Regions from separate parts of the Mus musculus genome. Here regions 2, 3, 4, 5, 6 and 7 are each linked to region 1. A link is a loop called in an ENCODE intact Hi-C map of the cell type or tissue named here. Cell type or tissue: heart. All regions are shown on one strand. Region 1 has its middle 91 kb from the start of Gm31641. Region 2 has its middle 27 kb from the start of Psmg1. Region 3 has its middle 41 kb from the start of Erg. Region 4 overlaps Erg (ETS transcription factor). Region 5 overlaps Erg (ETS transcription factor). Region 6 overlaps Erg (ETS transcription factor). Region 7 overlaps Erg (ETS transcription factor).

Evidence for each region. Hi-C counts contacts between places; a loop is a spot of excess contacts. Peaks named below come from ENCODE experiments on the same cell type or tissue, not always from the same donor. Only the 100,000 strongest peaks of a DNase experiment are listed, where the experiment ranks them.
Region 2: a loop joins it to region 1, with 8 times the contacts of the local background. A loop is called at or near these places in 21 of 42 quality-filtered maps.
Region 3: it touches region 1 in a loop (6-fold over the local background); 18 of 42 quality-filtered maps call a loop at or near these places.
Region 4: a loop joins it to region 1, with 2.2 times the contacts of the local background. A loop is called at or near these places in 3 of 42 quality-filtered maps.
Region 5: a loop joins it to region 1, with 2.4 times the contacts of the local background. A loop is called at or near these places in 3 of 42 quality-filtered maps.
Region 6: a loop joins it to region 1, with 3.0 times the contacts of the local background. A loop is called at or near these places in 9 of 42 quality-filtered maps.
Region 7: it touches region 1 in a loop (2.4-fold over the local background); 7 of 42 quality-filtered maps call a loop at or near these places.

What each region holds. Positions count from the first base shown.
Region 1 is chr16:95,348,926-95,352,925 of GRCm38, forward strand. No RefSeq gene overlaps it. Among named protein-coding and RNA genes, the nearest start is that of Gm31641, 91 kb to the left of the region's middle. In heart, a CTCF peak has its summit at 1,738 (motif pointing right); DNase peaks (open chromatin) are centred at 1,796 and 3,586; H3K27ac peaks cover 2,919 bases.
Region 2 is chr16:95,962,196-95,966,195 of GRCm38, forward strand. No RefSeq gene overlaps it. Among named protein-coding and RNA genes, the nearest start is that of Psmg1, 27 kb to the right of the region's middle. In heart, a CTCF peak has its summit at 2,417 (motif pointing left); no DNase peak of the experiment used is centred here; H3K27ac peaks cover 602 bases.
Region 3 is chr16:95,569,017-95,573,016 of GRCm38, forward strand. It overlaps a transcript of Erg not described here. Among named protein-coding and RNA genes, the nearest start is that of Erg, 41 kb to the left of the region's middle. In heart, a CTCF peak has its summit at 1,790 (motif pointing left); no DNase peak of the experiment used is centred here.
Region 4 is chr16:95,415,643-95,419,642 of GRCm38, forward strand. All of the region lies in intron 2 of Erg (ETS transcription factor), which reads right to left. Among named protein-coding and RNA genes, the nearest start is that of Erg, 110 kb to the right of the region's middle. In heart, no CTCF peak of the experiment used is centred here; no DNase peak of the experiment used is centred here.
Region 5 is chr16:95,402,015-95,406,014 of GRCm38, forward strand. All of the region lies in intron 3 of Erg (ETS transcription factor), which reads right to left. Among named protein-coding and RNA genes, the nearest start is that of Erg, 130 kb to the right of the region's middle. In heart, no CTCF peak of the experiment used is centred here; a DNase peak (open chromatin) is centred at 1,617; H3K27ac peaks cover 262 bases.
Region 6 is chr16:95,447,078-95,451,077 of GRCm38, forward strand. All of the region lies in intron 2 of Erg (ETS transcription factor), which reads right to left. Among named protein-coding and RNA genes, the nearest start is that of Erg, 81 kb to the right of the region's middle. In heart, a CTCF peak has its summit at 2,380; DNase peaks (open chromatin) are centred at 1,754 and 2,424; H3K27ac peaks cover 2,000 bases.
Region 7 is chr16:95,437,447-95,441,446 of GRCm38, forward strand. All of the region lies in intron 2 of Erg (ETS transcription factor), which reads right to left. Among named protein-coding and RNA genes, the nearest start is that of Erg, 91 kb to the right of the region's middle. In heart, no CTCF peak of the experiment used is centred here; DNase peaks (open chromatin) are centred at 1,825, 2,545 and 3,155; H3K4me3 peaks cover 1,226 bases; H3K27ac peaks cover 3,440 bases.

The sequences.
Region 1 (4,000 bases):
TTCACTGAGTGCCAGAAGTCTCCTGCTCAATTAAGTCACGATAGCCATAAGAGTGTGAATGAATGCAAACACAAGCAATGAAGGAAACAGATCTGGCCACGGGCGTCCCTCCAGCTAGCAAGGTTAATGAGGTGAGGTCAGGGAAGCCTTCCTGGGGCCTCCAGGTTGTACACACCTGCTCTCACCTGCAGGAAGAGCACCCATGCAGCAAAGATGGATGGCTGGGTAAAGACCCTAAGATGTCGCAGACCTTGGGTGTGAGGAATGGAAGGAAGGACTGGAACATGGAGGACTGTGGAGACAGGGAACCCCGGGGCCACAGAGGCCTTGTAACAGAGTGAGTTTATACTCAGTGTGATAGGAAGTTTCCAGAATCAAAAGTCCCTGGCAGCTCCCTGGTGGGAAGGGACAACAGAACTGCCTCCAAGTGAACCTGTGACAGTCCCTGTGTATGAAAACAACAAGGGCCTGGGATAGGGCTCTTTACAAGGTCTGACTGCCACCATAGCCACAGAGTCCACGTAACATGGCCACCAAGACCCAAGATCAGATCCCCCATCTGCTCCGAGGGTTACTCTCCGGGTGCCAGGGCAAGAGAGTGCTTTTGATCTCCAGCCCCAGGAACTTGTTTTCAAGTGGCACTTTATCTCCAACCACAGGGAACAGGGCACAGGACTCCCCCAGTTACTCAAGTGTTTGCTTCTGAAACAGCCATGAAGTTGTTGCTCTGCTTACCAGAAGTCCCCTCATCTTGGGAGGAGAATGCTTTTGTGCAGAGTGAACCATGCATAGAGACACACGGCGGAGCACGAGGAGTGTGTACTGCACAGATGAGGTAGATACCAGGAGTGTCTGAGCATCAGACAGGCCTGTATCCCTTCCCAACAAAGAGCACTGGGCCTCAAATGTCCACCAGGGAGGTTGGGAAATGCTGTGCACATTTGGTTTCAACAACGACCCTGCTGTTACATCAAATGAGCCCAGGACTGACGCCCACAGGGAGGAAACGGAGGCGAGAGGTGAGGAAAGAGGATGAAGACATCGTGGAGGCCCAGGCATCTGTGTTCAGTCCAGCCTTGGATGTCATGGGGGCACAGAGGGACCCAAGCTCCCAGTACAAAGTGTGCAACTCAGCACCAAGTGTGCAACTGCTGCAGAGCTGGGCCTCCATGATCCTGCTTTCTTTCTCTTTAGAATTACCAAACAAAACACAAGGTTTTTAAACTGTTTTCATACATGTGTGTCACTGCGCTTTGCTCATATGTGTGTGTCACTGCACTTTGCTCACATGTGTGTCACTGCACTTTGCTCACATGTGTGTCACTGCGCTTTGTCACTGTGCTTTGCTTATGTGTGTGACACTGTACTTTGCTCACATGCATGACACTACTTTGCTCACGTGTGTCCTTACACATTGCTCACATCCATCCCGACCTTCCTCCCTCATGGTCCTCCCTCCTCAGTGGTTCCCTCCTCCCTTCAAACAGTCTGTCTTCTGCTTTCTTCTCAGGCTCATTTAATGCAGTTTTAGATGTAGATTCTGCACATGAGAGAAAACAGCGTTGTGCATTTCTCCTCCTCTCTGACCCTCTCCAGACCTTTAAGTTTCATCTCTTAAAGGTAATATATATATATTTCCCCCCCCCACCCACAGGGACCCACGGGAAAGAAGCTAGATTCTTAACCCCTCACCAGCCATGACCAGCCATGACCAGCAATGGCCAGCAATGACCAGCAGAGGGCATGTGGCAAAGGAAGCAAAACCCCTTAGGAACACAGAAACCCATGGCTGAGAGTGAGCTCCAGGCCTGCTCCTAAGAGCAAGTGCAGCCTCCCATTCAGAAGTCCACAGAGTGCTGTGCCCCCCCCCCCCCACCGTGCCATTGGCCAGTGCTGCTCAGGGCTTGCTTCTTTGCAGAGATGTTGACTAATCCCTTTTGCATAGCACATTTAAAACACAGGAAGACGACTCATGTAAATCCTGACTTTTTTTAAAAATATTTTTATTAGGTATTTTCCTCAATTACATTTCCAATGCTATCCCAAAAGTTCCCCATACCCTCCCCCCCATGCCCCTACCAACCCGCTCCCACTTTTTGGCCCTGGCATTCCCCTGTACTGGGGCATATAAAGTTTGCATGTCCAATGGGCATCTCTTTCCACTGATGGCCGACTAGGCCATCTTTTGATACATATGCAGCTAGAGTCAAGAGCTCCGGGGTACTGGTTAGTTCATAATGTTGTTGCACCTATAGGGTTGCAGTTCCCTTTAGCTCCTTGGATACATTCTCTAGCTCCTCCATTGGGGGCCCTGTGATCCATCCAATAGCTGACTGTGAGCATCCACTTCTGTGTTTGCTAGGCCCCTGTATAGTCTCACAAGAGACAGCTATATCAGGGTCCTTTCAGCATATGCTTGCTAGTGTATGCAATGGTGTCATCGTTTGGAGGCTGATTATGGGATGGATCCCTGGATACGGCAGTCTCTAGATGGTCCATCCTTTTGTCTCAGCTCCAAACTTTGTCTCTGTAACTCCTTCCATGGGTGTTTTGTTCCCAATTCTAGGAAGGGGCAAAGTGTCCACACTTTGGTAAAAAAAAAAAAAAAAAGCCAGCTGAGATCAGGGATGTGTGCGCTGGTTCATTCCTTTCTGCTGTGGGGATGGGATGTGGTGGGATGTGGGGATGGGATGTGGTTTCTTTAAGTTTCTTCCTCTGCTTCCCTGCCACAATGCTGCCTAACCTGGAAGAGTGACCGTAAACAGTGACGGAGATGCAGCTTTGACGCCCAGGGCATCCTTGATCTTGCTGTCTAGCTGAGAATAAGCTTGAATCCTCCTACCTCTGCCTCTCAATTGCTGGGGTCACAGAAGCCTGCCTTCATGCTCCACCTTACCCTCTCTTTGTAAGTGCCTCGTGTCCAGGGCTGTCAAAGATACAGAGGCAGACTGTGGTGAGAGCAAGAAGAACTGCTAAGTCACCCAACCCTAGACAAGTCCATTGTCCTCCGTTGTCGCGTACGGAACTGTTAATCCTCATTAGCCACGTTTCCATAGAAAGGGTTCGTAAAGCTCTCATGCAGGCTTTCTCCCACAGGAGAAGGTGAGACCTACTCTGAAATACCTGTCTCTGTCTAGGAGTCTGCTTTCTGCCCCGTGTCTGGCTAAACATATCAATGAGGGCTGGGATGCTATCATCCCACTGCTACATGTGAACCGGTTTCTCCTATTGCAGCTGTATTTGTCTATTTGTCTGTCTGACTCCCCGGTTGATAGTGAATATGGACAGGAGTGGGGGAGCTTGACCTGGAGGCAGGACCTTCCCAGTGGGAGCTGGCCTCCATCTCTGAGAGACAAAGGCAGATCAGTGGAGACACCAAGTGAGCAGCCCATGTGTGCGGAGTCTCTTCACTGATGTCGGGCACAAGCAGCTAGGACTGCTGGAACCCTGTGCTTTCAACGAGCGTGCTCTGTGCTCTGTATCAGAGGCACCACCTGGCAGCCGCTGTCGTGTGCTGAGACTGGAGGATGGGATGGGGGAAATGGGAGGGTTGTGTTTCATTTCCTGTTGATGGCTACCACCAGGCAGGCTTCTGACCAGAATTCCAAGACATGGGAGGGCACCTAGCCTGACAGCCTGGGAAGACTCTCCCAGGGAGGCCGTCAGAACCCGGAAGGTGCTCATGTGAGGTAGTCTGATTTCTAACAATCAGTCTCAGAGCTTCAAGTTCACACATAAAAGACAGGAGATGAGAATATTTCATAGTGTTATTGTGCAAGTTAAATTAAAAGACTCACGTATATATGTTTTGTCCATTTCTCTCTTATTAACATAAAAAAATACCAACAACTGGTCTTAAAGTTCAGAGGAGGGAAATGATGCCCACCAAGAAGGTTCTTTCTGGGCCTGGAATCCTGACTCACATTCCTTAGACCATAGGTCAGCCCTTCCCACAGTACCAGCAGTCTGAACCCGTTTTCATGTAGTAGCTTCAAATCGC
Region 2 (4,000 bases), 610 kb after region 1:
AGAGCTCACCTGCAGATCCCCTCCTGTATCTTCCTTCTACCTACCAAGTCCTTCTCACGATAGAGGTCTGGGAAGACACCTGAGTCCTCACATCCACTGCCTCTGCCTCGGACCCTTGGACAGACTTGACTTTTGTGGAATTAGGAACCAGGTGGACCTAATGCAGACAGCAGGAACATAGGCCAAGAGTTCTGTGTGGCCCTGTAAACCTGAGGCTGCTTTTCTCTCCAGGCCCAGTCTGCCTCTACCAAATCCAAACAAGGTTAGTTATGGTCATATGGGTCCCAGAAGGCAGAGTAGGAGCTGCCTGGACCCCTATGGGGCCTCAGAGAACCTCTCAAGAATTTTCTCCACATTTTTTCAAAGGAAATTCCACGAAAACACAAAGATATCTGACACCCCCACCCAGTGTGTGGTGAGTACCTCAGTTTGCAACTGGATCTTCTTTTCTTTTTCTTTTTTGTTTTCTTTTCTTTTCTTTATATACCCAGCAATATAGCATAGAATAGAGTTTATTCAGGCATAGGGAAGGGAGTTAAGAGGGCAGTAGAGGCAGAGAAAGGCAGAGAGAGTAGAGAAGTAGAGGCTGGCCGTGACCATGTGGAGAGATGGGGAAGGGAATATGGAAGGGAGGGGGGAAGGGACGAGCCCAAGGGGGAAGCAAGAGAACAAGAGCTACAGCTGGCTTTTCATCAAGACTATATACAGTATCTGCTGGAATCAGGCTCTCTGTTCCCTAAGGGAACTTCATGGCCTCCTTTCAAAGAAGGGACACTGGAGAGAGAGAGCAAGAACTCCAGCTCACAGCGGCCATGCTGTAAAGAGAGTCTGCCTGGGTGGGCTTGGGACTAATGGCCCTAGGGAGCTTTTGTACTCTTGGGAGGTCTTGGTGCCTGGGATGCAGAGTGAGACAAGCCAGAACATTCCTTGTCATGGGGAGAGAGTGGAGGCTGGACTCAAAAACCCCCAGGGCTCAGGGTCACAGCCATTTCTGGGCAGGAGAAGTAGGAGCCTGGCAGTAAGGCAAGACAGGGGGGCTTAGCCATAAACACAGAAGTGAGGCCTCCTCGAATGGCCACAATGGGCCATATTCAGTGGAGGAAGGGAGGGCCAGTGCTGCTGTGGCTAGGAAGACCTTAAAGAGAGATCACCCAGCAATCCACCCCAGGCACATAGCCTGAGAGCCTTCTATGATTCCCTCTAACAGGAGAGACTGAGGCAGCAACTCTGCATGCCCCACAGAGCAATGTTGCTCAGAGAGCAAAGCCTTCTGCTTGCCATGGCTGCGAACAGAGTGTGCTTCTTCCAGGAGATTACTCTCCCATCTGCAGTAACAACTATCTGGGGCCTCATAAAAACCATGAGAAAAAGCAGGGGTGGGGGCGGGGGGCAGGTGGAGGGTGAGAGCAGGTAGAGGGGTGGGGACAGCTTTCTGTTTTTCAAAGTCAACATTATGGTTTTTTTTAAAGATTTATTTATTTTATGTATATGAGTACACTATAGCTGTACAGATGGTTATGAGCCATCATGTGGTTTCTGGGAACTGAGCTCAGGACCTCTGCTTGCTCTGGCCCAAAGATTTATTTATTATTATATGTAAGTACACTGTAGCTGTCTTTAGACACACCAGAAGAGGGCATCTGATCTCATTACAGATGGTCGTGAGCCACCATGTGGTTACTGGGATTTGAACTCAGGACCTTCAGAAGAGCAGTCAGTGCTCTTACCTGCTGAGCCATCTCACCATCTCACCAGCCCAACATTGGTTTTTTAACATGTACCTCTCTCTCTCTCTCTCTCTCTCTCTCTCTCTCTCTCCCTCTCTCTCTCTCTCTCTCTCAGAGTGTGTGTGCCATGTATGCATACGAAGATCAAAGAGTAACTTTCCAGGGTCTGTTCTTCTTCCCTACCACATGAGTTCTTGGATCAAACTCAGGTCATCAGCTTTTGCAGCAAGCACCCTTAACCCCTGAGCCATCTTACCAGCCCTCAGACTAAAGGTCTAGTGCATACAGATGGCTGTGCTGTTTTTAGTTACTTATGGGTGGTTGTGGAAGAATCTAGTATTAATACAGTCAGATACTTAGGGAAGATAGGTTATAGACTCAGATCAGCCAGGCCCTGAAAGAAAGAAAGAAAGAAAGAAAGAAAGAAAGAAAGAAAGAAAGAAAGAAAGGAAGGAAGGAAGAAAGAAAGAAAGAAAGAAAGAAAGAAAGAAAGAAAGAAAGAAAGAAAGAAAGAAAGAAAGAAAGAAAGAAAGAAAGGAAGAGAGGAAGGGAGGAAGGGAGGAAGGGAGGAAGGGAGGAAGGGAGGAAGGGAGGAAGGGAGGAAGGGAGGAAGGGAGGAAGGGAGGAAGGAAGAAAGACCTTTGTTGAGCAATACTGCCCCCTTGTGACCGATCTTCACTCATAATTTCAGTAGGTTAAGGAGGGCAGCAGTAACATACAGCTTGTTCAACCGCTTTGCACGTTCTAACGTTCTTGTGTGCCCGGAGGGAACGTTATGAAATAATCATTTCTAAGTGGGCAAGAGTTTGATTTAAGAACACTGTGATCAAATATTCACCAGAGTTCACAGTAGCACCTGAGAAAATGTGGGCTGCTGACGTGCCGACAGCTTCATTCCCTCACAGCCCTCACACCGGCCCCAGCAGCCTGAGCAAGCATGGCAATGTCCAGGGGACTTCAAGTGTAAATTCCTTCCAGCCTGGAAAAGCCACCTGATGGATTTGTTCTGCAGTAACAAGAGACAGCTCCTCAAAACATTTTCAGGGATTCTAAAAACAGTCTGTATGCAGAAGTTGATACATAAATCGGTTTAGGACGTGCCATTCTTGACCTGAATCCTCTCACATTCACCAAATACCACCCAATCCAACAGCAGTCAGTCTCCTGCATATGCCATGTGTGGGGCTGGAGGCTCCAGCCTCTGGCTACACACCTGAGGTCTTTGCACAGTCAGCTGTCACACCTGTGACTTTCTCAGCCCCATTTCTGATGTGCAGTTTGAATCTTCAGTTTGTGGAGATCTCCACTTGGTATGCATTAAAGTATCCTCAGACTCAGCCTGACAGAGTGTGCAGGAGTAGCTTGCAGAATGCTGGCTGGTGTGTGAGCCCTTGGGTCCAAGCTGAGACTTGAATACTCTAACAAGTTGGTGCTCAAACTTGGCCACACGTTGGCTTTACCAGAGGGTGAAGAAATCCTGGATCGAATCTCCAGAAGTCGACTGAGGTTGTGTGGCTTTTGGGTTGGGCACTGAACATTTGAAAGCTCCCCAGATGGTTCTAACACCCAGCAGAGTTTCAGGAACACAGTCTCTAAGAAAGAAAAAGACTAGAGATCCTCTCTCTTTGAGTCTCAGTAAGCTGCGTGACTGCTCCATGTCAATGTTTTCATCCTACAGGGCAGCTCTGTGAAGCCTCCTTGTGCTGCATTAAACAAAATAAGAAACTAACAGAAGACAATGTGACTTGTGTCCAATATGGAGGGACAATCCGGTTCTCTAAGATTTCTGAGAACTTATATTGACGGAGGTTGCCTTTCAGCCTGGATTCAAAGCTGTCTGGGATGCCATAGGGCAGGTAGCAGACTGACTTCCAGAGCCCTTCAAGCCTCCCAGCCACTAGTCAGGAGTTTATCTTGAGAAAGTCAATAAAAGAGTCGTAGCCATGGAAACTGCATTGAAAACCACTCTGGACTTTTGACGTCTGAATATTATCAAGCTGCTGTCCTTGTCCTTCTAGATGACCGGCTAAGGATATATTCAGGCAAGACAGAAGAGCACCTGGTTTTCCTATTGTGCCTTCCCCAGTGCACCATGACTTGAATGAAGGAAGACAAACCACACCTCTTACTTAGAAGGTGAAGATCCAGGATGGAGGGACTGCTCAGTGGTTAGCGCATGCCCAAAGCTGGCCTTGGCACACACCTTTAGTCCCAAACCCTGAGAAGCAGAGGTGGATCTCTGTGGGTTTCAGGCCTGCCTGGCTTATATAGCA
Region 3 (4,000 bases), 220 kb after region 1:
ACGATAAATAAATGTCATTTTAATCAAAACTTTTGAATGCCACAGCGCAGTCTTCCTCAGGTCATCTTTGATTCCATGGCTTCACTTCCAGGCACTTATTCCAGGTACAGTACAGTGTGTGTGTGTGTGTGTGTGTGTGTGTGTGTGTGTGTGTGTGTGTGTGTTACAGTCTTTTTCAACCCTGGAAACTTAGGAGCCTGCTGATTTTTAGATCCACTTCCAAAATAGCATGACTTAGCCTGGCCATGGGCATTCTGCACCCGAGACTGAGAACTCTGATGGCTGGCTAACAGAAAACCGAGAAAAAGCCCAAACTCAGCAGACGTGGGTCAGATGCTGTAAGGCTACACAATAGGGTGTTAGATAGTTTCATAGTAAATGTGGCTCAAAAGCAACTTTTCAACAAATACACTTAATGGCACAGATACTTAAAAATGTGCTGTTAGTTTGGACAAAATGGGTTATAAGAATGTATTAAAATATCTACATTGAGGTAAATATATACATATATTCTTATATATGGGGCCACTATTCTGAAATTAAATGCATTGCTTGTCACACGTAATTACATGCTGAGGGTCGGAAGATGTAACTTTAATATTTTGACTCATCTACATGTTCTTTATTTCCACAACAGACAAAGGAATTGCTAGCCCTACCCCTTAAAGTTCAAAAGTGTAGACAGAGGGATTTTTAAGTTTTAAACATTTTCAGCTCCGTTCGTATAGATTCTGGGGCACCACCCACCCCATCAGCCAACACCTGCATAGCAAAGACACACTTAGACTCACCATAGGTCACAGGGCACGATGCCCTGCCAAGGCTCAAGCAAAGTACAACAGTCAGATGGCATCCCTGCCTCCCATCACTGGGGGTGCATCCTTGCAGTCCCAGCCACTCCAAGCCCTCCTAAACTCACCTTCAATGCTGTCAGAGCGAAGTGAAGAAAGCTGTCCCTCTAAGCATGGCAGATAGCCAGCCCCTGTGTTTGTGGCTTTAAGGGAGATAAGGCACCACAACTTACAATTCCCAGAATTCCAGGCCAGCTGAACAGAGGAGTACCACAGGCCAGGGGATTGATCTGAGGAGGGCAAGCACAGATGGGGTGCCGGTCCAATAGACTTGCTATTCAGGCTGGAAACCTGATGTCTCCAGTAGGAGGCTGGAGTGAGTCCCATCAGGACACATGACACATATGCTCTCTGTCCTGGGGTGGAAGGAGTCAGAGAGGTAGCTGACTTTCGTCCTTCACTCTCCCAATCACTGGCTTGCTGTCAAGGGCACAGGGGGTGCAAGTGAAGAGCTGACCCCAGGTGAGGGAGAGAAAGACTGGGCCACCTTTTTGGAACCATCAGTTTCCACTACTGTAAAGGAAGCCTAGTGTTCTCACCAGAGCTCTGCTCTGTAGCCATGACTGATCAACTCCATGAGCACTGGTGGTCAGCTTGATCCCTCCCTATCCTTCCTTAGATTTGGAAGTGGGTCTACCTATATCTTCCTGGTGAACAAGGGGCTCCCAACACCAGACAATGTATTGTCAATCAGAAAGATGCCATTTTAACTTCCTCAAGATTGTAGGGAAATATGTGCCAGGACATGTTTGTTTCTTTGTTTGTTTGTTTGTTTTTTGTCCCCAGTGTCACAGTCCACTCTTGGTTCCTAAACATGGCTTCCTTACATCAAAAGGATGTGCCAGAGGCCAGACAGATGGCTCAGTGGTTAAGAGTCCTTACTACTCTTTCAGAGGACCCTAGTTCACTTCCTATCATCTGCTTGTAGTTCCAGCAAATCTGTCGCCCTCTTCTGGCCTCTGTGGGCACTGCACAAGTTGGTATGTACACACAGAGTAGTAGTGAGGGGTGAAGGAGGGAAGGGAGAAAGGAGGGAGAGAAGGAGGGAGGGGAGGAGGGAGGGAAGGGAGGGAGAGGGTGAGAGGAGAGAGAGGATATACCATTTAAAAGTTCCTGGAGCAGTGCTAAGCCCCATTCAGTCTGCTCATCACAGCCCATCAAAAGATACCCAGGGTGAGGTCCTAAGGTTTGCAGGTCCCCCCCCCCCTCGGAACTCCAAAAAGTAAGTGTATTCTCAGTGCCTGTGCAGCATGAGTGTTCAGCCTCCATGCAGCTGAGCTAAGGGACTGGTCCTCTGAGCTCTCCCAAGCTATCAGTGTGACTCTGGGTCTCTGGCCCTTCTGTCCCCTGAGCATCAGCCACCACTCTTCCCATTCTTTGTTTATACCGGCTTCTGTCCCTACCCTTCCCTCTGTGGTCCCTGTCCAAGCAGAGACTGCGGAGAAGGCAGTTGACAAAGTTCTTGCCATACAAGCACAAGAACCTGAGTTTACACCCAGGATCCACATTTTAAAAGGCCAGGTATTGGGTGTGCACTTATACCCCTGTGCTGGGAAGGCAGAGACAGATAGATCTGTAAGGATCGTTGGAGAAGCAGAGACAGGTGATTCTCTCTGGATGGCCAACCATGTCCACTTGGCAAGCTCAGATCAGTGAGAAACCTTGATTCAGAAAAAATAGTTGACACCTGAGAAATGACACCCAGGGTTGTCCACTCTACACGCAGGCATGTGCACACACACACACACATATGCACACACATACACATATATATGTACACACAAACACACACACACACATATATGCACACACACACACACATATATATACACACACACACAAAATCAAACATATGTACACATACATTACGTACATACAAACACATACAAAACCAAGTGAACTTCAGGGTCTTGAACCAATGAAAGCTACAAGCAGTCAAGGAATGCAGACCAACCGCCAACCATGTAGGCAGTGGGCTTTGACACTTGGTGCACTGTGAGCCGCCTGCTTCTCATGTCCGGCTTCTGGCCAACTGGTAGCAATCAGACAGGACACTGCGGCACACAGGAAATCTAAAATTAGGTTTTACTACCTTGCATGGAGGATTTATGGGATGGTTTAATTGCTAGTTTGGAGACTAAAACCTAGACTAGGAAGGTGAAACCATCTTTCTGGACAAGCCCAGAGAGCCACTTGCACCTTGTGAACCTCATCTGCAGCAAGAGAAGACACATAACTTCAGAGAGCAGAGAGCATGACCCTGTCAACCTGGTACATGCTACAGCCAGGAGCATACTGTTTCCTGCTACTCTGATTTATAATAGTAGGCAAGTGTGGGTCTTCTGGTGAGACCAGTCTTCAAGCTACACACAAATAGTAAAAACATATGCACGCATGTGTGCATGTGCGTGCATGTGTCTGTGTGTCATGTGTATTTCTGAGTGCATGCACATATGGATGTGCACATGTTTAAGTGTGGGTATGTATATGTGTATGTGTGTGTGCGTGGTGCCTGTGTAAATGGGTGTGTGTTTGTGTATGTGCGATCACGTGTGCATGCATATGTGTGAGCATGTGTGTGTTTTCATGCATGCATGCACATGTGTGTGCACATGTTTAAGGATGGGTGTGTACATGTGTGTGCATTGTGTGTGTGCGAGTGTCTGTATGTCTGTGTATGTGTTCATGTGTGCATGCATGTGTACCTGCGTGTGTGTACAACATGTGTATATGCATGTGTGTGCCCATGTGTGTGTGTGTGTGTGTGTGTGTATGTGTGCGCGTGTGCATGCATGTAGAAGCCAGAGCTATCTATCTTCCCTAATCACTCTCTCATCCCTCACTGAGTCTGAACACACTGACGCAGCTGGCCAGCCAGCAAGCCCAGGGATACCCTGTTTCCATCTCTCCAGCACAGGATTACAGGTGCACGCTGGTACATCTGACATTTTACATGAGTTCTAGAGAGCTGAAACAGGTCTTTGTACCTTTACCAACTGAGCCATCTCCTCAGTACCCAAAGGTAATTCTGCACCATGATTTTTAACACGCATTTTCTGAGTGTGACCCAACACAGGAGGTCAGCTGTGGGATTTTCCACTTGTGGCTTCACAGCAACTTTAAAAGGTCAGACTTGGTGTTTTCAGATT
Region 4 (4,000 bases), 67 kb after region 1:
GAGGAGAAACAACCATCCATGCTTTCTGAAAGCTCAGAGAGCTTGGAAGACATCCAGCATCAACCTCTGGGGAAGCAGATTCTAAAACCATCTCCGGGGTCCTCGAGATTTATGGGAAATCATGATTTGATAATTAAGCCCTTCTAGCCTGGGAGCCATGCACCCTGAAATCCAGTCTCACCCTCACAGCCTGCCTGTCTGAGCTCCCATCCCATAATATCCCAGTACAGAACTGTTCCTGACATCCCCTCACATGAACTATGCAGCCTCTTCCTACCACCATTGGTGAAATATTACCATTTGACCATGTTCACAAACACCTGACCCACCAAGGAATAAAACAGAACACTGCCTGCAACAGACTCTTGATTAAGTTACATCATTACCATGGTTTCTCAGCTCTGGATACCAACTGTATCTTAGCATGAGTCATGTCCAGTGCTTCAACCGTCATGGCTTCTGCTCAAAGGGAATGCAAAATAATGCCGTGTGTCACTGTGGGTGACATGTCTGAGGTATGGGACAGAATCGCTCTGTTTCACAATACCCTCTGAGCTCAGTTACCATTCTTGCCCACAGATAGAAATGAGGTTTTGGAAAGAGGTAAACTGTTCACCGTGAGAGATATAGAAACTGGACCCATGCATTGTGGGTAGGGTTATTCCCCAAAGCTGAGCACTAGCCTCTGTCTAGCCACCATCAAAAGCAAGAGGGTGGATGGAGGCAATACATAGCAGAGTCCTTAAATGCCCTATCTTACAATATTTTAAATCCAGTTACTTATTTGCAGTAACTGTGTGTGCTCCCTCGCTCAAAACATATGTGGAGGTCAGAGTCAGTTCTCTCCTTCTACCATGAGAGGCAATGGTGGTTTGTATATGCTTGGCCCAGGGAGTGGCACTACTGGAGGGTGTGGCCTTGTTGGAGTGGGTGTGGCCTTGTTGGAGTAGGCATGTCACTGTGGATATGGGCTTTAAGACCCTCATCCTAGCTGCCCAGAAGCCAGGATTCTGCTAGCTACCTTCAGATGAAGATGTAGAACTCTCAGCTCCTCCTGCACCATGCCTGCCTGGATGCTGCCATGTGCCTACCTTGATGATAATGGACTGAACCTCTGAACCTGTAAGCCAGCCCCAGTTAAATGTTGTCCTTATAAAACTTGCCTTGATCATGGTGTCTGTTCACAGCAGTAAAACCCTAACTAAGATGGAGTCCCTGGGATGGAGCTCAGGTTGTCAGTTTTGATACAACCCTCCACTAAGCCTATCATCAGCCCTATCTTGAAGATAAGAAATAGATTGACCTAGAAAAAGAAAGGCTGGGAGAGATCAAAAAGAAAAAAGAATAAGAGGATTCATGCCTAGAATATCACAGGCTAGAAAGAATAGACACGGGAAGTGAAGAGAGTCTCTTGAAAGCCAGTAAGGAATCTCCCAAGTACGCATTCTTCCACATACCCATGAGTTTTCAGCAACGGGTCCTGACCTACTTAAGTGATAGTTTACATCAACAAGCCTGCTCTTTTCTTGGATAATCTAATTCTTCATATCCAAAGACCCGCGTACATGTTGGGCCATATCTATTGCAGATAGATATCTGCCATCTTTTAACAAATAATTTGTGGAAAATGAGGGCAGACAGGGATCACAGTTATAAGTATGTCAGAGCCAGTGCCCATGGGAGAGCTTTAATAGGCGTCAATGAATCTAACGATACCACAGACACATCTATTAGGCTATCTATGGCCCTATTATTTATGTCTTCTCTCTTCCCAAGACAAGGCACCTATAATAGATACTTCTGGAAAATTTAACCCTTTATATCTACAGGGGAAGCAATGTAAACAAAACAGACAACACACTTGAGGACAGCCCCACCATGGCCAACAGCATCATGACCCTAAGCCCCTAGGGAATGTCATTTTCAGTGTGTGTGTGTCCCTGTGTGCATATTCATGATGCACATGGACCCCAGAGTTTACCTGAGCTGACATTCTCCAGTTACCATCCTTGTTTAGTTTCTTTTCCTTCAAGCTAGGGTCTCTCACTGCCTAGAACTCGCCAGATCGGCTAAGCTGACGCCAGGGATTGCCAGCTTCTGCCTCTCCAGCACTGGAGTGAAAGCTCTTCTTGTCACTATGCCTGGCTTTTTTTTGTTTTTTAAACACAGAATCTGGGAACTGAGCTGAGTGAACTCTCCCCATGAAAGAAGTAATCACCTTGTGGGCAGGGCTGTCTCCCCACCCTGCAGCCCCCATGAATCCTTACAGTTCAGACACTGTGAACCTTTGCCTTCCAGTGAATCGTGTAATCATAAACACACAACGAGAGCCAAGCTCGGTAAGATGGGAGATGCCTGCAACAGGGCCTGGTCCCCCATTGCCCTGATGTCATTTCTTCCCTCTTCAGTCCTTCAGGAAAGAAGCTGGAGCATCATATGATGAACGCAGCATCCTGCATTCTGCTCACCCTTTCTAATTTAATGCATTGCTATTTTATATCTATATATATATTTGTATATATTATAAGACTTGGATTAACCTCAAAGGGAAAATGTATGTAGGCAAAATTAAGTCCATCTAACAGTGTTTTCCTCCAGTATGGCATTGCTTCACTATCCAAGGTTTTACAATTTGTAATACTGGCCCAGCGCTAATGGAATGAGACCCAGAACTGCCATAGAAACAGAGACACAGACACACACAAACACACACAGAGATACACAAAGACACACACAGAGAGACACACATACGTACACAGACACACACCACCCACCCACCCACAGAGACAGACTCACACACATTCAGACACACACACACTCACAGACACACAGAGAGATACACAGAGACACACATACATACACAGACACACACACAGAGACAGACAGAGAGACAGAGCTATACAAAGACACACATACATATACAGACACACACGTGAGGGCTTACACAGCGAAATACACATATGCAAGTACATGAATTAACAAATACAAGGGCACATACAGCTCTTTACCTTCATTAACAGATCAAGCATTCCTTAAGACGGCCATTGAGACACCACCTCAGTAACACAGAGCCTGAAGACTTCCCTTCCCACCTCCACTTACTGCTTCCTCTCTCTAGAAGATGTTACCCTTGACTTCTCCCCGTAGCTTCAGAGCAGGCCTGGAGCAGATGCTTCCTGTGGACACCCACACCGAGTTCCATCTTGTTTTGAGTTTTGAATTCACTGGGTTTCAACTCACAATGATCTAGGGTGTTTATGCCATATGCCTGCAGTCCCAGCACTGGGGACTCTGAGGCAGGAGGATAGTGAGTGTGAGTCTCTAGCCTGAGCTACAGAGACAGACGATAGATAGATGGATGGATGGATGGATGGATGGATGGATGGATGGATGGATGGATGGATGGATAGATAGATAGATAGATAGATAGATAGATAGATAGATAGATAGATAGATAGAGCTTCACAGACTTTAAATAAATAAGAAATAAATAAATAAGCAAATGCTACATACTTTAAATAAGTAAATAAACAAAAAAGCCACATAGACTTTAAATAAACAAGAAATAAATAAATAAGCAAACAAAGTGACATAGAGAAACTTTTAATAAACAAATAAGCAAACTAGCATAACTTAATAAATAAAACATAAGCACACACACAGCCCCACCCTCACCCCTTGTGCTTCTAGCATCAAAGCAGCTTCCTGACATGACCACTAGCTGCTGCCCATACTAACCATAGAACAAAGTCAGGGCATGGTATTAAGGCTCTTTCACCGTGGTACCAGTGAGGTGCACACATGTGTCATGGCCAATGTGGATGAGGAACTGAATGTGTGCAGAGGAAACTGGCATTTTCCTTCTCATATTATTATGAGGGACACAAATGGGCAAAGCTGGTCTAACCTCTCGGAGGCTAAGAAATCTGAATTGCAGAAGCCTGCAGAGAAAACAAGGCTTCGGAGAAAATGAACTTTACAGAGCAAGGAGAGGAGGCAT
Region 5 (4,000 bases), 53 kb after region 1:
AACCTATCTTGGGTATTTCTGTCATAGACACCCAAGCGGACTCATTGGAAAGTCTCCCAGCACAGCCACAGTCTGGAGGGCAGCAGAGCTCAATTAGGAGGCAACTTGCTTGCCAATTCATGTCGGAGCCCTGAGGCAGAAGGGAGCAAGTGCCCAGGAATATCACTGCCCCCAGATCATGCCCAACGCTCGCCAAGTACAAGAAGCATATGAATAGCAAACCCAAGCTGAAAGAGAAGCCAGGCCTGCGGATAGCTTCAAGTGTTCAACAAGAGTTGGTTGCACATAGGTACACAAAGCACTGATTCTAACACAGTGACACACAGAAACTGTAAAGAGTGTGCACCTGACACAGGACTTTGAAGCTTGATTTCAAGTTCAGTGAGTATCCACTGAAGGCCACTGTAAAGGGCCCACCTGGGGGCTCCTTGTCACATTTAAGACTTTTAGGTGCAGTGCCTGTTAGCATCTGTTAGCCTCCAACACAAGAAGACATGAGATCAGGGAGAGGAGAGGCATACAACACTCTCCAGGGACCCTGATGTCTCTGGCAGCAAAGAAAATGTCCCCCTATGAGGGGAGGCCCAGAGAGGGAGATGTGAGGCTGGGGACAAGCTGCCTATGGTAGGCGAGCTTAAGCTGGCTATACAACCTTCAGAAAGTCAAAGAACTTCATCAGAAAAGCATGAGTCTAGTTGTAATCACGCCCTCTTGTAGTCTTACTGAGGAAACTGGACATCCTCTATCCTAAAATAACTTCTAAGCTCTCTCCCAATGCCATGCAGCAGATCTCACATTTAAGCTTTGTCATCATGGGTCCTAGGCATTCTCTAGGTTTAGAACACCTGCTGCCAATCTTTGGAGATATTTTTTGTCATTGTTAACTGCATGTTTTAGGCAGGGTCTCATGTAGCCCAGGTGGATCTCAGCTCTACCATGTAGCTTAGGCTGGTCTTGAACTCCTGATCCAACTGCCTCTGCCTCCTGAGTGCTGGGATTATAGCCACCTTGATGTTCTTAGGCAACTGTAGGGCTCACACTTAGGGCTGTGTGCATGGGAGAGACAGAGACAGGCAGAGAAAAACAGAGACAGAGACAGACAGGGAGACAGAGATATAGAGAGAGTCAGTCAGACAGACAGACAGACAGACAGAAGTAACAGAGAGAATTTACCCCCACACTCTACAACCTTCTAGACCACCTGAGCTGCATTCTCCTTCACAGACTGTATGCTCCTATAGCTCTATCTTCGTGCCAGTAGGAACAGTAATGTTGACAAAACTTGCAGAAAGTCAGGGTCCCACTTATACACCATGAGCATGTGGAGTCAGATATTTTTGAAGGGGGTAATGCCATCTTGCTCAGTACTTGGTGACACCAGCATCCTTTGGCCTCCATTCCCAGATACCTAGGAAACTCTCAATTGCAAAAATCCTCTGTGCTATGACCCACTGGTGGAATGGGTAAAGGTCTGCTCCACCAATGGAGGCAGAGAGCCTGACATTTTCCCTGGTATTGGTCAGAGCCAAGTCACAGTGTGAAGGCTGTCACCCAAGAGGAACCTGGGCTGTGAGCCCAGGGTGCTTCCGAGCTCTGGTCTGTCCACAGTGTGCTTGGTTTGTAGTCTATATCCTGTCCTGGCTTCCTTCCTGCTTCACACAGCTCATCCCGGTTGCAGAGCACGCCACCTCCTTTTACAGCCCGCAATGTCTCTCCCTGACCTCTACCACTCTACTCCTCTGCAGAGCCCCAGGACCGCACACCCCAGAGCCCTGTATGTGCATCAGGTTCTCAGCCTCAACACAGGCACCAGGAAGACCTGTGGACTCTGAGTAACTCAGAGTTCTCCTTCACCTGCAAGCGTCCAGGCTGGCTCTGCAGTGAAGCTGCTGGTCTTCACAGGCATGTTCTGCAAACTCACCTTCTGCTACCCTCCCTCCTGGTCACTACATGTGGGCCCTCTTGTGACCCTAGAGAATATCTCTGGTTGACCACAGGGCCTTTGCACAGAGCATTCCTTTAACCTGGGATATCCTCCACTGTGTAATCGAGAGAGTTCTTTCTTTGTTATTGGGTCTTTAACCAAATTCCACTTTCTAAGAGGTAACCTTTTTGGACCATCTTGCCTGGAATTGCCTTACTTTTCACCTTAGTGTTTGCTCTGATCTGCGCTGCTGTGTATTTTGACAAGTCAGCTGATCAAATGGTGACCTTCTTCCTTTAGAAAGCCAGCAGCAAAGAATCTTGATTGCTACATTTTTAGAACAGTGACTGTATATATAGTAGGTGCTTAACAAACTCAGCTGAACGAGTGACTGTATGCCACCATCATGTCTGAGGTCAAAGGGCCAACCAACCAAGTGACCCACTCCTCATTCGATGACCTTCACCACACTTCATGGGGCACACTGTTAATGTATCATATTGTGGGGTAGGGGGTGTAGCTCAGTTGGTAGCTTACTTGCCTAACGGGCCTGAGGTGCTAGATTCAGTTCCCAGTAGTTCATAAATCGGGGGTGGTGGCACTTCCTGTAATCCCAGCCTCTTCAAAGGCAGAAGCAGGAAGAGCAGGAGTTCAAGTCCACCCTCAGCGACACCACACAGTCTCGCCTTTGGACACATGGAACTCTTTATCAAGTTAAATAAACAAGTATTTTAAACTATTGCACCCAAAGCATGTCACTATCCAACCACAGGCTGGAGGGAGGCAGGTCCCACCCCTCCTCTTCCCAGGCTGCACTGAGAGGCAAGGCCCAGGGAACATCATCTTTCACCTCTTTGACTCCGCCAAGCACAGGGTCCATGGGGTGAGTTACAGAAGATGCCACCCCATGCAGACAGACAGACACACCTCCAGCGCAGCCCCCCTCTACTTGCTGAGCTGACCCGGCTCACTGGGCCTGTACCTAGATACTGGGTTTTTGTTTCTCACCTCCCTCAACGATGCCCAATGCTACCTCTCAGCCACCAGAAAACCAGAGTGCCCTGCCGTGTTCCTTCAACTGCTGTGAAGACTTAGACCAGAACCTGGGGATCTCCATAGGTTGAGCTCCTGACCCCCAGGTCCTGCTTCAGGACCTCGCTTTGAGAGCACCACCTCAAGGAGACACTCATCTGACAGAATTAATGAGTTCATGGCTCCAAGAGGTTGGAGAGCAAACCTGGGAGTAGAGCAACCAGCTTGGGACCCCAGCTCATTAAATACCAGTAGCTGTGGATCCTTAGGCAAGACACGAAGGATCGTCATCAAGAAATATGGTACATAAATACACAGGCTATTTTTCAATCCATAAAAAGAGTAAAATTATGTAGTTTGCAGAAAAATAAGATAATTGGAAATAATCATAGTAAGTGAACAAGTCTTTCTCAGAAAGACAGATTTCACGCTCTCTCTCATTTGTGGTTCTTATAGATTTTGTACCGACACACAAAACCACACATGCACACGTGACATATAACTGTCCAGATTGGCAAAAGAGTGTGGAGGGCCAAGAAAAGGGATGAGGGGTGTCTGGGGATATGTGCTCAATATGTAATACACATTTCTATGAATTTTAAAATTAAAGCAAAAAAGCAGAAGAAATCCCATCCCAGGTGGCAGGAAAGGCACTGCCCACAGCAGCTGTTGGATCTGGCTGCCTGGACCGGGGGTGCACAGAGCCGGGGAACACAGCCTGCTGGGCAGAGCCCCAGCACCTGGCAATGGCAGGCAGTTGGTGTGGCCACGCCTTAGGGTAGACTATCTCTGGCCTCCATGGCCAGCCTAGAGGGAACCATGGCTATCCCACTGCCATTGGAGTTGTGGGAGGCTGGCAGTCAGGAGAGCCTGGTGCACCAGGGTTCCCTTGTGTACAGTGCTAGCAGCAGGTTTCAGTTTTGTACACCACCAGACTCCCGTCGTGCAAACCCCAGGGGTGTTCCTCGGAGAGAGGTCTGAGTGAAGAAGGGGGAGAGACAGGGTTATCACTAAACCCTGAGGCTGGGTCATGACGGCCACTGA
Region 6 (4,000 bases), 98 kb after region 1:
TAATTCAAGGCTAACCTGAGCTACACACCAAGACCCTGTCTCAAAATTAAAGAGACTGGGTTGAAAAGATGGCTCGTGCCTGACAGTGGGAACCCTGCTCCTGCAGAGGATCCATGCCCAGTTCTAACTGTGATTTACATGGTTTACACCGGTCTGTAACTCCAGCTTTAAGTGATCTGACAGCTCTGGCCTCTGCAGGCACCTGTACTTATGCGCATGCGCGCGCGCACACACACACACACACACACACACTTTTGAAAAAAGATAATAAAAATAAATTTTATTTATTTTTAAATTATTTTTATTTTAAAATAATTTTAAAAGTTTCAAAACACAGAGACTGAACTGAGTACCCAGAGAGCTCACCCTTGCCCATCTATGTTCCCTGCTGCTCAGAGCTCATGTGTGCTATGTGTGCTTCACACTTTTCAAACAGTCACAGGAAGGCAAGACAGAGAAACAAGCTTCAGAGAGTGGATAAAAAATCATTATACAGAGAGTTTGCCTCCCATGTACTATGTCCTGGGTTCAATTCCCAGTCCTGAAAGGACAAAAAGAAAGGAAGAAAGAAGAAAAGCAACATAGGGCCTGCATTTCTAAAGGAACAGGAAGTGAGCAGTAAATCACATTTTAAAAGTGAGTTTCCTTTCTAAATGTTATATCTGCAAATGTGGAAAATGAAAGAAGTGTACGACATTAGGAAAGACTCAAACACCAGCAGGCCCTTGGTGGTGTGATATAAGGTAGTTTGATTTCCTTTACTGAATTTTAATTTTCCAAACCTCTATAATAATTGTTTGGAAATGTAAAAAAGATAAGTAAGTTTTTATTGTTGTTGGTTCATCGATATTATTCATCAGTCTTCATCAGTCCAGGCAAGAGAAATAAACCAAGACCAAAATGATACTTGGATAGACCAACTTGGTCTTGCAAGGTGACCCCAGTAGGTAAGATCTACATCCTCACATGTCTGCTCTCTGGCCCCACCCCCCAAATGACGCAGCCATGACTCACAGTGTCCTGAAAACCACCCAGGCGCTGAGGGTCAGAGAGGCCACCTTGCAACCCTGTAGGCAAAATGTGTAGGCAATGATTCCGGGAGACTGGTAGAGTTCCACTACAGGGTAAAGTACCCTGACAAGGAAGACACTTTGTCTCCACTTAGGATGCTGAGATTCTACACTGCAAGGCCCCCAACAGGATTGGCAATCAGCTTTAAAGAGGGAGTCAGGAGAGGGGCTTGGGTGAACTCTCTCTTGGGGCCATTTCAACTCTCTTTCACTTCAAACACAAAATATGTATAGCGAGGGGCTGTGTAGATAGAAATTATTGTGGGATACAATCATGTCAGTAAGCACCCACATGCAACACTGTTTCCTTCATCTATCTGCATCTAACAGTTCCAGAGTGAACGCTAGTCTCTGCTCCCACCGGCAGTCACCATCTCTTATGGACCCTGTGTCTACAGGACCAGTAGACTTCCCTATCCGATACTGGTGTCTTTGTCACTGTGTTACAAACCTCACAGGAGACACTTGCTTTGTGTGAGGGGGTCAGCAGTGATGGGGGCCAGCAGCGAGGGCCAGCATCGAGGGCCAGCAGGGGGTGGGGCTGCTTAGAGTATAGTAAGTCCTGACTTCTGCAGGAGGCTTCAGGAGCAGCAGACTCCCTGTTTTGGGCCTGTGGAACACCATTCTCTGGGGCTTTGCCAGGACTAGAGCCGGAGGCTCCTGGGTGCTATTTATTGTGTTTAGTTTATTGTCCAGTGTTACTGTTTGTTGACTTGAAACATTTTTCCCCCTACAAAGGGCCAGCTGCTGAGGACATATCCTGTAGATGGTAATGGATGACTCCCTATTGTTCAGTGTTTGTGCTTCTTGGTCTTATTTGTTTGGCTTCAAGGGGCCTAAACAATTCACTCCCTGGGCACGGAGAACAACCCGTGAGCTAACAGGCTTTGTATCCAGATCTGGTGATTTAGGCCCCAACTAAAGAGAGCTAGCTCTACAGTTGCTTTAAAGGAAACAACACTAGATGCCATGTTCATCTAACCTTGGGGAAAACTTAGGGCCATAAATCTCTTTCTGTGACTCAAAAAGGTTGGTGAGACCTACCCCACCCCCCAGGACGAAGCGCTGGCCTGTCTGTGTATGAGATAACACCAAGATTGAGGAACAGACAATAAAGTCACCACTGTAAAGCCTCATCTCTTCACCTGTTACAAAACACAGAATCCACCCCACACGCCCCCACCCCCACCCCACACCCCACACCCCGTGAAAATCCGGAGCTGGTCTTGATCTCACTGGAAGAGACACAAGGAATAAAGAAGAGCTTGCACTGGCAGGAAGCTTCCACAAGGAGTGCTTCCTGCCACCCGTGCCTCTGGTTGGCCTGGCTATCAGGACAGGAAGCAAGTATAGGAAGTGTCTGTCTACAAACCGTTTATCCTCAAGGTAACTGCTGGAGCAGCGTTCTGCTGTTTACCAAAGCAGTAAACACAGGGTCTAAAAAAAGATGTCTTCCCTTGCCAAAGAACAGGGCTTAAAAAAAATCTATGTGGCTCTCTCTCTCTCATAACCACTGACTGTAAGAACCGGTAGCCATGGGCTTCTGCTTCAAAAGCAAGCCAGTCCAGAGAGGCAGATGCAGGACTGGTGTTGGACTGGTTGATTCCTCTCAGAGACCTGAAGAAGACAAGACAGGGCTTCTACAGCTGGAAGGTGGCGCTAGGAACGTGGATTTTATTCCTTTTTTAGAACCTTCACAGTTCATCCCCTTTGCCCTAAATAGAGTCAAGCCTACACAACTATCTGTGCTAATTCAAGGTGGTGAGAATAACTCCTTAGAGTCACATGACTCTGAGAGTCCTTTGTATTTGACCTCAAGGCATTGTTTCTTTTTTAATTTTTTAAATATATTTTTAGTTCTAAGCATCCACACAAGATGAAGAGAAACCGTGCCGGGTGCTGATGACTTCTGCATGAGGCCCAGGCCAACTCTTCTGAGACATCATCTCTCTGCCTTTTAACACTGAGAATTCGAAAACCTGTTCCATCCGAGTTCCCTGGATGAGGGTGATAAGGAGGACCAGACCCAACAAGGACCCTCCACTAGTGAACACTCAGGGTCCTCTACTACTCTGGTGTTCATTTTTCTGTCTTTAATAAAAGCCCCTATAGGGTTCATAGTGATGCCAATGAGAAAGAGAAAGAGAAAGAGCAAAGGGTGGGGAGGGGGGAGGGGAGGGGAGGGGGAGGGGAGGGGAGGGGGGGAAGGGAGGGGAGGGGAGGGGAAGGGAGGGGAAGGGAGGGGAGGGGGAGAGAGCACGAAGAGTGAAAGGGAAGGGAAGAAGAGGGGATAGGAAAGGGAAGGGGAGAAGAGGGGAAGGGAGGGGGAAGAGGGAGAGGGAGGGAAAGGTGAATGGGGGAGGGAGAGAGGGAGAGGGAGAGGGAGGAAGGAAAGCAGGCCTGCCCTGAAAAGGGTCAGAACAGGCAAAGGCAGCATCGGCCATTTCCCCAGGACTGGGGCAGGTCACCTCTAGCACCCAGTACTGGGAACAACTGTTTCTGTCAGAGCTTTTATCTCTTAACAGAGAGAGGAGAGTGCCTCAAAGAAAAGGGTCAAAGGAGCTCCTTGGATATTGAAAAGCTGAACTCAGAAACTGGTGCTGACAACGAAAAAATATGATAGGACAGGAAGCTGGCCTGGACATGGGTATAAATGGCTTCCACTCACTGAGTTTGTATGTCTCTGGGAGTTCTGAGCTCCTGTGCCCTTCCACTCTACAGTAACACAAGTGGGAGTGAGGGTTTTCCCAGGTGAGAAAGGCTCTGACTTGTCCAGGTCCACAGTTTAAATCCCTGCTGAGAGCTCTCTGGCTAGGCACACAGACAGTCTCCACTGTCTGAAGCACTGCCATGATCCCTTTTGTGAGTCCCGAAATCAACAATCTACCAAAACCCAAAGAGGACCAGAGCTCTGATTCCAGCTCCACTCC
Region 7 (4,000 bases), 89 kb after region 1:
TATATACATACATGTATGCATGCATACACACAGGCACATTCACATAAAAACATATATACATGCACACATATGCACATCAATACACATATATACACATGCATGTACATACATACACATGCACATGTACACACATGTACACACACACACACACACACACACAATCTCTTCAAATCACATATTGACTTGTGAGACACACAGAGTTACTTCCATGAAAATGTCCCTGGAAATGTCTCTTGGCTGAGTAGGAAGCTACCACATTCTTCTCAGAAAAATGGATGGATCTAGCTCAAGAAAACACACAGATAGCATGGGACCTTTGTAATTGTTAACAGCTCACTGCAATAATGCAAGTACTGTGTGTTGGGCTTCATCAGAAGGGCCTGTGGGCATGAATGTATATCCACATGCCAACCTTTTAAATAGGCATCACACCAAAGCCCATTTAAAGACCAAGAAATGGAGGCTCAGCAACTTGGGTGAGATGCCTGGAGCTTCCTGTCAGCAAGCATCAGGATTCTAGCATGTGCAGCTGCCTGGTTTGAATTCGACTGAGTGCAACCACTAAAGACAGGTCCCTGAGAGAGCCACCACTGACAGGTCTCAGAGCCATGTCACAGTTCAGGAAACCTGAGACTTCGAAAGCCAGGTTGGCCCAGAGTCAACCAGGACCAGGACACAAGAGTGTAACCTGAGTGATTTAAACTTCCTCTACATCCTTGAGTTTAGCCTCCCACCAAAAGCACCTCTGTTTAACTGGTTCCCCACACCTAGGGTTTGTTCCTCAATATGGAGAAGTCCTGGTGTCTAACATTGTGTGACAGAACCAGATCAAGGGATCCTTTATCAGGGTTCTCAGCCCCTCTGTTCCTCTGCTTCCACTGTGAGCCAGGTGATCAGTAGAACACTGTCCTCAGACCCCAAGGCTGTCCCTGCCCCAGGGCCTTGGCACTCAGTATTCCATCAATAAGCCTTGCTCTCATGTTTCCTTTGTATGTCTGCCTGCTAACCTACCCTGGTCACCTTGATTGCTTGGAGCCCTAAGCTCCATCCTCTGGCCTCCTGGCCTCATGGCATCTCAGTACAGCTCTGTTCCAGGTTCTATGTGCAACATCCCTGCCCTGCTGCAGCCTTCTGATTTTCACTGGACTGGGGCCCAGGTTATCTACCTGTATAGCCTCAGCTAGTGGATGTGTGGAATACCACTGCTGACCAGGTCAATGAGTTGCCTCCCACGCATTACACAGAAACAACCACCATGCGTCTGCAAGAACGTCTTGAAACAACCCGAGGAGAGCTCAGCATGCTCTTCTTAGACCACGTTAGTATTCGCTGTATTGAAGTCTCTTGAGATTCATCACAAACCTGATGGGAATTCACTGAAGGAGCCACCTAATAGGTGCCCAGCGCACAGTGGGAGGAAGCACACAGACTCCTTGCTGCCTGGGCTGCCGTCAACTAAGGTTCCTGAAGGCAGCTTCCTCTGAGCTATGCCTCTCATTCCCAACAATGGCGCAGAGTATGACGTGTGAGCTGCTCCCTGCCTAGGTGGGGTCCTCAGAAATGAAACTGATCACAATATGACTGTTTGAAGACCTTCAAACCAACAACGCCCAATGTGTGGATCTGTGTCCAGGGCAGGATCCTGCAGCGAGGGAGGGAGCATGAAATCACCTTGGAAATTTGTCACCGAGCACGTTGGTTCGAGTGCTCCAATTGTCCTTGCTGTTTATGAGCCTCGGCCTTCGCAACAGGGCTGAAATGTGTTCTCCTAAAGATGTCCCCAAGATAGGACATTGCTCTGCATTGTTTCTGTGCATACCAGTGCTTCTGTCCCAGAGTGACCCACCCTCCTTTTAACGGCCGATGACAGCCCCAATGGCTGGGCAGAAATCAGTTGAAGGAAAGGGAAGTCTTGTCGGAAATGAGATTAATCTTGTAACGAGTGTTCAGCCCTGATAACCCATCTGGGCAGGGAGCTGCTTAAACTGGGGAGCAATTAACCTTCACCCGGCAAGTTCTGTCCAACCGTTATAAATATTAAAGAGACAGAATCCTCCCTGCTCCATGTAGACTAAACAACCAGATTTGAATTCCACGTAAACGGCCCCTTCACAGATGTGCACAGATGACCAAGTTCGGGGAAAGAGTGGACCACAGCAGAGTCTGATGACCACCCTGGCAACCTCGGCCCTTAGGCTCAGAAAGCTCCACTGAGAAGTTTTGAGTAAATTATCCAGCTTTAGGAGAAGAAGGCACGGCTGCTCTAGGGCTGTCTGCCCCTGGAAGACAACCTGGGGCTTTCTCTTCCCTCCGTGCATTAGTAGAAATATATCAAGTGGTCTCCCTCTAAATTCCCTGCCTGTGGACCGCAGAATCATTTGCACGACCGAGAAGACAGAGTTGCTGTCCCCTTTAATCTCTGAGAAGTTACCGGCTTCACAAACAGCAAGCCTGTGATCTCATCTTTATCAGTACACACTGTAAGGACGGAGCTAACCAAAGAGGGCCCCATGAAGCACCAAAAGGTTAGGGCATCTAGTGGGAAAGCTCCAGTTATAAATAGCTCTGAGAGCCCCGAGCAGGATCTGCAGCCCTTTATCTTATCATCCAGGCGGTAGCTTTCTTTAGGACTAGCTTATGCTGAGCCCATGCATCTGATGCTTAGGGAAGCAGGTAATCAGATCATGTTCATGACTGGCTACAAATGGATACGGGGTACCTACCATAACCAGTATTTAGACAAGAAAAAAAGACAGGACATACCAAAGTACATAGGTAAAACCATACAGGGACCAATGACCCATTGACCAACTTGCCCGTGAGTAGGATCACAACTTATACCTTAATTTTAAAATAAAGGAAATCTGAAAGCATTTATTTTGCACGCCCTAAGTAAATTTATCTACCTCGGGGATTTTAACACAGTTGTCACACTGTCCTAATGTAGCTCTTACACAGCCTGTGTGTTCTTATTTCCACTTTGAACCCAGTGGATAAAGCCCTGGTGCTCGAGGCCTTGTGGACATGGACATGTTTGTGCTCAGCCAAACATGTTTCTATGGTTACCTCACCCACTCGGTTGGGTATAGGCCAGCCCAAAAATAGGCTCTGAGCATGGCATGGCACAGGTGTGAGTCACATAGAGAAGAATTACTGTAGATTGGGAAAAATTTCCCCAGAAACAAGGGCGTGCTCGGCAAACTTGCCGTCATATGCTTAACGGTGCCTATTTGCCTTTTGGGGAGAACAAGCCCTGAGCATCCATGCACAAGCTTTCAAAGTCTAAATCCCATACCCAAGGGGCCTCGCCCCTGCATTTGCCACCGATTTATACGTAAAAAAGATTCAATTGCGCCATCCCATCTCTACCCATCACTTAGGAGTTCTTTGGCTAGACGGGCAGCTCCACGTGGGCTGGATAAGCTTCCATCCCTGATCAACCCCCTCGGGCACAGGAACTCAGCGAGAGCATGCAGACAATGTAACTCATGCACGTTGACACAGTCCACAGCCTGCTTCCTAATCTTACAGAGCCCTCAGTGTTAGCAGCAAGATGAAGTTCTGAGCTCAGAAATGGAGCCCTTCAGAAGACACAGCACCTGGAAGGGCACTCCACACCTCTAGACTCAAGTCTTCAGTGTGTGTCTCCTCAGCAGATGCCAGAGACAACAGAAGCAAGAAGGAAGAGATGATGCCCGATTAGGTCAGCATGTGGGTCCGTTTTCAGGGGTTCAGTCTTTGGATCTAGGACATTATGAAGTCTTTATGAGAAGAAAGCCACACATCCACTTTCTTAAGAGTGACTAGCATGCTCATTTACCCGGGTAGGTGGGGCAAAAAGACAAAGGATGACGGGCTGCTAGAGCAGCAACTCCGGAGTGCTCAGCAGCACTGTGAGTCTGCATCACACCTCTCCTGCCATCACTAAGTCAAGTGATAAGAGAAACCACAGCATCATGCTGAGTATCCTGTGACACTGAACCAGCTGCAGAGTGAATGC